2 separate regions of the Homo sapiens genome follow, and region 2 is linked to region 1. Evidence: read pairs that join two places in POLR2A ChIA-PET (ENCODE). Cell type or tissue: MCF 10A. All regions are shown on one strand. Each heading gives the region's core, and the rest is flanking DNA. Links, peaks and the distances in the headings are about the cores only. Region 1 overlaps LINC01375 (long intergenic non-protein coding RNA 1375). Region 2 has its middle 8.7 kb from the start of LIPM.

Region 1 (4,405 bases), core at 74-4,073:
TTTACATCGAAAACTATTAATTTTTAAAAATGTAAGTGTGTATGCATCATTTTAAACCATTTTTTAGTTTAGCCAATTCTGTTGTTTAATCCACCATCTTCTGCTTTTAATCTCTGCAGAGTAGAGGGGATAGAATGGGTCAAACCAAACAGGATCTTTAGTCACCTGTGGAAAAAGACAAGGAAGAGCATCAGAGCCCACCGTGAGCAGTGCTAGTCTGAGCAATGTCCAGGGGAAAACGTTTTATCATGGCTCAAAGATGTATCTGATGGGTCCTATGACCAAGGGTACCCTCACGTAGGAAATGGACACAACAGTCCGTTAAGCTTGATGCCATTTCATTTTGAAATCAAACAGCCAATCCTCCAGATTCTGATTTCACAACTGCAGGTAAACTGCTCATGTAGGCCTACAAGAATACTGTGCGCATGCTAACATAAATGTTCTGCTCAGTGAGGATTGTAATTCCCATTGTGGATTAATAAATTGTACATTAAACCCATGTAAGCTTTGCTACACTGAGTCAACATCACTGAGCCAAATCAACTCTGGTACACTGAGACCTCAGTTTTTGAAACTGAAATACTGTAAGCCAGTCTCTAGGACACTAGTGAATTTACCAAGGTAAATGTCATAGTGTGAATACCCATATGGGCAACCTGCTAGTCCTCTTGTTTTGATGTGCCGAGTATAACTGTGCCCTTTCCATTTAGAAACATCTGCATTATTCTTTCTCTCTGTGTACCTCTCTCTCTCTCTGTTTCTATCTCTCTCTCTCTCACACACACACACACACTCCAAATAGTTTCATCTAAATACATCTTTCTTCCTTAACCTAGATCACATTTAGTTTTGCCACTCCTAGGGTTTATTTCACACTGAGCTTTGTGTTGCACTCATAGCAACACTTATACAATCCCCCGATCCCCTGCATAATCATGAGCTACTCACAGGCACATCTAGGTTTCATACATCTTTCCCATCCCTCATTCCATTGAGCACCATAGCCTAAACATGAAGATCTGAATGCAGTGAAGTCGGTCCTAGAAATAGTTTATTTTTTTCTCCTCTATGCTTATAATTCCATGAATAATGGAAATTAGGAGAAAAGGAATATGAAATACATATTCATATATCTAATTTATAAACCTGGAGATTCTGGTATTCTTATTCCACATCCTAAAGACAAATGTGTTCTTTAATACTACAATTTTCAGTTTATTTTCCTCCCAATAACACCAAAATAGCTTAATTTCTTGTTTGGAAAAACAAAAGGTTTGATTTTTCCAACAATCTCCTATATCATTTCTGCCTAAATTGTGTCAGCATAACTTTCTCTGGCTAATAATACCATTTAACTTAGCAAAGACATAAAATTACTCACACCTAACACAGTGCCCTTAAGGTAGACTTTTGCTTATTTCTGCTTGGAAGAAATGGTCCAAAGGGACACTGACCCTTTAAAATCTGTGGCTATTAAAGAGTCCCCTATTGCAAGAGAACAGAGGGTCTTGGGTCACTTTTATGGGCCTAGCACTTCAGCTATTTATTGTAATGCAATTACCATACGAACTCAACCATTACAAGATGCCAGGTCTGCTTCTTATTAGAATTTTAAAATAGCAGAGAACTTTGGAAAACCTGAATCTTTTCAGGAAAGCAAAAATTCACAGGAAGCAATAATGCCTTCATTCTCCCTTCACCCTTCTTGCTGCTGTTTCCAGGTTGCAAGTCAATTATTTTGGCAAGGAAACTCAGCAGGAAACAATTTGACCTTCTAAGAACACCACTAGAATTATGTTATCAGCAGATTTCTTTCCCAGGACACCATCTTTGGTTTGTACAAACTACATACAATAAGCAGGTCTTTTCCAGAATCTTTCTTATGCTCAAACTGCAAACTGGATTGAACTCTACACCCTGTCCCATTCAGTAAATCTTCATGGGGATATATTGCAAGGTCAACAGCCAAAACTCTTTTGGTCCATCTAAGCCACCAAACCAGCCACAGAGAAAGGAAACCGACTAACTAGATGCAAGTTAACACTGAAGAGACTTAGACTGCAAATAAAATGTTGGGAGGTATGTACATTTTTCAGCTGATGGTATAACTCAAGAAGAAATAAACAAAGACCATGACCATAAAAACTTTTCACTGGTCTATCTTCCCATTTTTATCTATTCCTTCAACGTATACATTGTGTTTTGAGTTTTTAACATTTGTTGATATGCATATGCTTAAATTTAGAAAGCTAACTGAATTCTTAACATGTAATTCTCAATTATAAATGCTATTTGGTGGGAGTTTGGGGATTCTAAGTGTCTCCCTGAGGAAATGGCTCATTCCTGGGCTGAGTCACAGAAAGAACAAGATGAGCCTGGGGCATCTTTTCCTTGTGCCAGAAAATAAGAAAATAGTCAATGAATGATGGGAAAATGTCATGAAGGGGCTACCACCATTTAAACTGTAGAAAAATTGAGCATCAAATGAAGAATGAAAGTGTCAAATGACAACTCATTAAATAAAATAGAAATCTATGATTACATGATATTAAACCTTGCTTTACAATAAAATGGCAACTAAAAAATGTAGAAAAAGTGCTGAAAATGGAGAGTCATCATTTGGCAGTCATCATAGAAGCAAAAGGATATTGGCATAATCTTGGAATACCTCCCACAAAATTATAACTAAGCACAAAAGAAAAACTGGTGGAGAAACTTGACAGATGCCAACATAACCAGGTGATGAAGGTTCATGTCATTAGTGGTGGGATGCATCAAGAGAGTGCCCCCTGAGGTGATACCCTGAGAAGGGCATTATTTCTGTCATGTTCCTGCAAGAAAACATGACCTAAGAATGGTGGCAAGAAAACATCAGACAGCTGAGAGCACCCTTTGAAATGAAAGGGCTTCATACTTTAAACCCATCAAGAACACGGAAAAAAGAAACCCCAAGGAACTTTTTCAGACTGGAGGAGGCCTGAAAATCAAATGTCCTTTATGTGCCCTGATGGGATCCTAGACCAGAGAAGAAAAGAAGGTGGGGGAGAGACAGAGAGAGAGAGAGAGAAGAGGAGAGAGAGCGAGCAAGGTGGGGGAGGTGGGAGAGAGAGTGAGCTGGGTGAGGGACATGGGTGAGAAAAGAATCCAGTGCAATAGAGAAAATGCAATAAAATGTTATCAGTTGGGGAGTCTGATGATGGGGATATAGGAGTTCTTTGTAAAACTTCTGGCAAGTTTTCTGTGAGTTTGAAATTATTTCAAAATAAATTATTCTTAGAGAGAAAAGTACTTTTGCTACTGTGACATGCTAATCACTAAATATTATTTGCAAGCATACATATGATTGACAAGGAAAGAGAAGCAACCACCATCAACATCTCCCAGCTCTAATCCCAATATGCGCTCCATTGCATTTTATATTTTCCTAGTATATAGGTCAGTGGTTCATTAGCAGTTAACCTTCAACAGGTTGAGTAACTTAAAGGTTCCATACCAAGGAAGGAATTTAGCTGAAACCAGTTAGTAAGCTCACGACCTGTGAATTTTTAGCTCTAAAAATATCGCTGCACTAGCATCCCTTGTTAAAAAAAGTAGCCCAATCTATAAATGGTTAAGAGGCTACTTCACACTCTTGTTATTTACTCCAGCAAGCTTTAGAGAGATTTCTATGCTGCAGCTAGTCTGATGCATTAAGTGCAAATTGGTGGCAGGGCCAGGACTAGAGTGAGGTGCTCAGGATGCAAAATTTAAGAAAACATTTGCTCTCAGGGTGCCCTATCCACCTCACTTCCATCCTGACCCAGACTCCCAGAGATTCTCATGCATTCAGGTATGGGCCTCAGGCATCCTTTCTGGTCATAATTACCCCAGATGATTTTGATAATCAGCCAGAGTTTGGGTCTATTTGTCCAGCCCAGTGGTTCTCAAGTGCAGTCGTAGACCAGCAGCAGTAGCATCACCTGAGAGCTTGTTAGACTTGCAAATTCTCAGCCCCATCCTAGACCTGCTGAATCCAAAACCCTGGAGAGTGGGACCAGAAATCTGTGTTAACAAGCCCTTCAGGTGACTCTGGTGCACATTAAAGTCTAAGAAACACTGATCTGGCCTAGATTTAGCATAAAAATATGCTGAAGCGCAGACAGGGTTGATCAAGGTAAGTTTGTTTGTGGTACACATAGGTAGAAGGAGAATGGAAGTCTTTTGAAAAGAGGTGAAGATAACCTCAACAAAGAGTTGAACAGAGCTTCTCAGAAAATTAGTTATTTCAATGGAGATCTGAAAAAAGCAGAGTGGATATTAAATTCTATGCCAAATAGCTTCTCATATTTAATAAAATTCAAAGGTAATTGGGTCAGTATATTCAACACATAGTTTTCCCTCGAGAGGAGCAAATTAATTCATT
Region 2 (4,405 bases), core at 73-4,072, 1.1 Mb after region 1:
AAAATACATGTTTGTGGTAAAACTTCAAACACTATAAAATACATACAATAATATGGACAAAATACTTTTCTCCCTGAAATTAATTTCTGTTAACAGTTTGATGTGAATGCTTCAAGAGATTGTTATGTGCATAGATATACACAAAATTTTATATACAGACAGATAAACATATATAACTATATAAATAGATTATTAAAATATGTCTATATTTACATATTTATATACAGTTCTGAAATATTGTCATCCAAAATCCTTTTCCTTTCAATATTTTAAATATGGCTTATTTAACTACTGCATAAAGCTACCTTATATGAATGTATCACTATATGATGATGTGTCAATCATAGCCCTTAGTTGGCTTGCAATGTTTAGCTATTAAAAGCAATACTGTAGCAAGTAATCCTTGTATGAAACTGTTTTTTTTAATAGACTAGATGTATAGAGGTAGAACACTAGGTGAAAGGTCATGCACAGTCTACATTTTGACAGCTACTGCAAAATTGACCCTTAAAAGATTGAACCAATGTAACATAATAGGGCATGAACATGGCTGTTTCTCCTGCTTTTTTTCATCAATTCTTTTTAATTTTCACAAGTATTTTTAACTTTGCCAATATGATAGGATCAAAATGATATCTCATTGTAGTTTTAGTTTGTATTTTTCTGAGTTATAATGAGACTGAAATTTTTTTATGTATTTTGGCTATTTAATTTTTAGTTAGGAATTGCTTTTTCAAATTGTTAACCTGTTTTCCATTTATTTTTAATTTTTTTAATGATTTGCTTGGGCTTTTTCTTTATTATGAATATTGATCTTCAGTTATAAATGTTACAGATTTTTTTTCTTTTTCCATTTTTTAAAAGTTTACATGTTTTGCCTTTATTTAGTTATTATTTCATCAAAGAGAAGTGGTAAAATGTTATAGAGTTAAGTCTTTTGGGGTTTTCAATTTTAGCTTCCATGTTTTCTCTTTTTCTTAGGCAAGTCTTCTTTACCCTAAGGCTGTAAAATATATTCTTTATATTTTCTCAATATTTTAACTTCTTTCTTCATTTGAAATTCGAGACCATTTGAGATTTATTTTTCTGTATGGGTTGGCATTAAGTCTGAATTATTCTTTTTCTAACCAGTTATTTAATTTTACCTGTATTTGTCTTTTCTGATTCTGCTGCTATGAATGCTGCTTTACTACCTGATCTTACATTATAGAAATCTGAAGCCCCAGAGAGATTATGTGATTTTTCTAGAGGGATGCTTTACAACTGGGGGAAGTCTGCCCTGCCAAGGAATATTTGGCAATGTATGGAGAAATGTCTGGTTGTAATTACTAGGAGAGTGCTGCTGGCATTTAGTGGTAGAAGCCAAGGATGTTGCTAAACATCCTAAAATGCACAAGACAGGCCCCCCACAAGAAATTATCTGTCCTAAAATGTCAATCGTGCTGAGGTTGAGAAATCTTGGAATCATCACAGTATATAAATACTGGTCATAAAAAAATTTACTTAATAAAGGTATTTAAACATGTTTTTAAGGTATTTAAAATTATTAGCCTTTAGTATCTGTTGATAAATCTTCCAAAAGTTGTTTGCATATAAGCTTGCCATTGTGAGTTAGTAGATGTCCATTTTCCAGGTGAGAAAAAGATGTGAGCTTTTCTCATTGTCTCAGGAGCAATGATACTTCATTTCTATGAGATGCTCCCTGTTCTTCATGACACTGAAATTTTTCATTCTCACCAACTCTAGAACAGACATTGAATCCTTTGGATAGCAACGGCATATCATAATTGTGTGTTCTTTTCAAAGCACTGGTTTTAGTCATGCCAAGTGGAAACAAATTTTCAACCATGACTTTACCTTTCATATTAAAAAAAAAAATCAGACACAGAATCATCAGAAACACCAAATTAATGGTAATGATTTCAGGTCCTACTCCAGACCCACGGAAGCAAAGATTCCAGGTTTGGGGCCTAGGACTTTGTATTTTCATGAGGTGAACCAAATGATTCTGAGGGTGAGCTGAGTTTGGGAGCCAGTGCTGTGCCACACTCACAGGCAGGCTACCTGCAGGAAGAGAAGCTCTAATCCCCATGCTACAAATTCTCCCAGCTTGGCTTCTTTCTCCAGAGAGGAATTTGGTCTCAGAAACTGAAAGATTCATGTCTGCAGTAGGATAGTGAAGAAATTAAAAATAAAAATAAGAAAGTGAAAGAAGACTAGTTTTTTTAGGGTTAAAGATTTTCCTATATTCACCACATCAAAAATGTAGTAAAATGGTGACTCATACTAACCATGACCTCTTTGAGGTTTTAAAATGTGTAAGGAGAAACTACAGGGATTGAAGACAAAACCATGCCAGTTACTCGTTTCTGTGACAGCTAATGATAGTTTATGTTGGTTCAGTTTTCTTTGATCTCAAAGTGGATTTAAATATTAATTAAGCATCGTAAAACCAGCTTGCATTTAACAAATATAGCAAAGCCTAGAGAATAGGATCACATGGATTTGGTCTGCAGAATTCCAATTGGAAAATGCTGTGAATCACCTAATGCTGCACATAGATGCATTTTGCTTCACTTTTAATCCCAAAAATTGGATATTATATTATCAAATTGCAAAACATCAGTGGCCACATATTCACTAACTTGCTAGAACTTTCAAGTAAAACTTCCTTTGCTATCTTATACAAGATAATTGAAGTTGTTTAAAATGTTTGTTTAAAAACAACTATGACTTCAACTACTTATCTGTGCAGATTCTATCATATCATATAGCCAAATAAAACAAAGCACTACTGTGTAAGTCTAGGCAGATATAACCAAAGTTCTGTTATTTGTAATACCATTTCTAATTTTGGGGATCACTGAAGTAGTGTCACCCTTATCACTGTACTTCATGATATGTGAAGGTCATAAATTTGAATTGTATATGATAAATATATACTACTGCTACTCATTTACTTTATATGTGTTGAAGCCTCTACAACATTTTTTGTTTGAAAAGATTTGCTTCTAAATATGTCCCTGGATAAGTTGGTTTCTATAATCCTTCTCTCCTCTGACATTATATCTAGATCCTTTTAAAAAATTAGAAAATATCTACTTGTATTTTCAGCCTTTGCGAATTTGAAGTAGGAAGTAGAGAAATGGCTGGGAATTATTTTAGTCCTGGAGCACTTAGAGGGGAGTCAGGCTTGTGCGGCTTCCAAATTTAGGGTTTAGGATCAGCCAGCAAGCAGCACAAAGCACCACAAACCTTTACGGAGGAAGAGGGGAACTATATGATGGGAGAACCACCCAGACACTGAAGTGGCAGGCATTGCGGTTTCCCTGGCTGGTGTGGGGCAGAAGGGCAAGGTTGTGCAACTCTGCTTTTGTCCTGCTCTGATTTTTAAAGTTATTACATCACAGGACTATGTGGTGTTGAGGCTGACAAACCCCTGGCAGATCAGATGAGTAAACTCAGACCAAGAAAAGGGAAACAACTTGCCCAAATGTTTAAGATCAGCTTCAGCATGATGGAGGCTAAGGCAAGCAAGGGGCAGAAGGAAATGAAGAGATGAGAGAGAGCAAGTCGGGTAAGAAGAGGCCCTTTCAAGCACCTCATAGCATTCAGGAGACATCCCAGCCCTTTAAAAGAAGTAAATGGTAAGTGTCTCTGTATTCAGAGATTGCCTCTCCTTAACACATTCTGGCTTTTGGATTGAGGCCTTGGGAGTCTCAGCTCCATTTCCAGAACGTATCAGCATGTTGCCTACCTTTAACTGTCGCTAATGTTGACATATATCATTCCCAAAAGCTTTCCCCCAAAGGTTCCTGACCTAGAGTGTTTATTTGATTGTCTGTGATGTCTGGCATATCTTTCCAACAGAGGAAATAGAGCCTATTCTTAATCACATTAATACATACCAAACAAAATAAATCAAAACGCACAACAAAAAAATCCAGAAACTTTATAGACAATTTAAAAAAACAATGCCCTTAAAGATATAGAAGAAAATTGTTTCCCCCTTTCCCATCCCTTCAAACCTGTAATATACCTAAGGAAAGATGGGACAATCAAGGATCAGAAAAGACTCCAGTTGTCATTGGATTTCTTTAAAACTTTTTTCCCAGGGCCACTAGAGGGCCAGGCACAAAGATGTGCAGACTTGGTTTGGGGCCTGGGAATCCCAGACGAAGCCTTAAAGCCACAGGGTCACCTAGCAGGGAGTCTCACTTACAAGATACAGTAGAGTTCCCCTTCCTGTGTCTGAGTGTTCTCATTGTTCAATTTCCACCTATGAGTGAGAACATGCAGTGTTTGGTTTTTTGTCCTTGCGATAGTTTGCTACCAACATGGCACATGTATACATATGTAACAAACCTGCACGTTGTGCACCTGTACCCTAGAACTTAAAGCATAA

The links. ChIA-PET counts read pairs that join two places held together with the same protein. Peaks named below come from ENCODE experiments on the same cell type or tissue, not always from the same donor. Only the 100,000 strongest peaks of a DNase experiment are listed, where the experiment ranks them.
Region 2: POLR2A ChIA-PET joins it to region 1 with 6 read pairs; 1 of 35 experiments calls an interaction of 5 or more read pairs at or near these places.

Annotation. Positions count from the first base shown.
Region 1 is chr10:89,921,819-89,926,223 of GRCh38, reverse strand. The region is part of intron 3 of LINC01375 (long intergenic non-protein coding RNA 1375); the gene reads left to right. Among named protein-coding and RNA genes, the nearest start is that of LINC01375, 33 kb to the left of the region's middle. RefSeq lists an enhancer at 4,064-4,405. In MCF 10A, for the core only: no CTCF peak of the experiment used is centred there; a DNase peak (open chromatin) is centred at 2,363.
Region 2 is chr10:88,791,851-88,796,255 of GRCh38, reverse strand. No RefSeq gene overlaps it. Among named protein-coding and RNA genes, the nearest start is that of LIPM, 8.7 kb to the left of the region's middle. In MCF 10A, for the core only: no CTCF peak of the experiment used is centred there; DNase peaks (open chromatin) are centred at 2,315 and 3,375.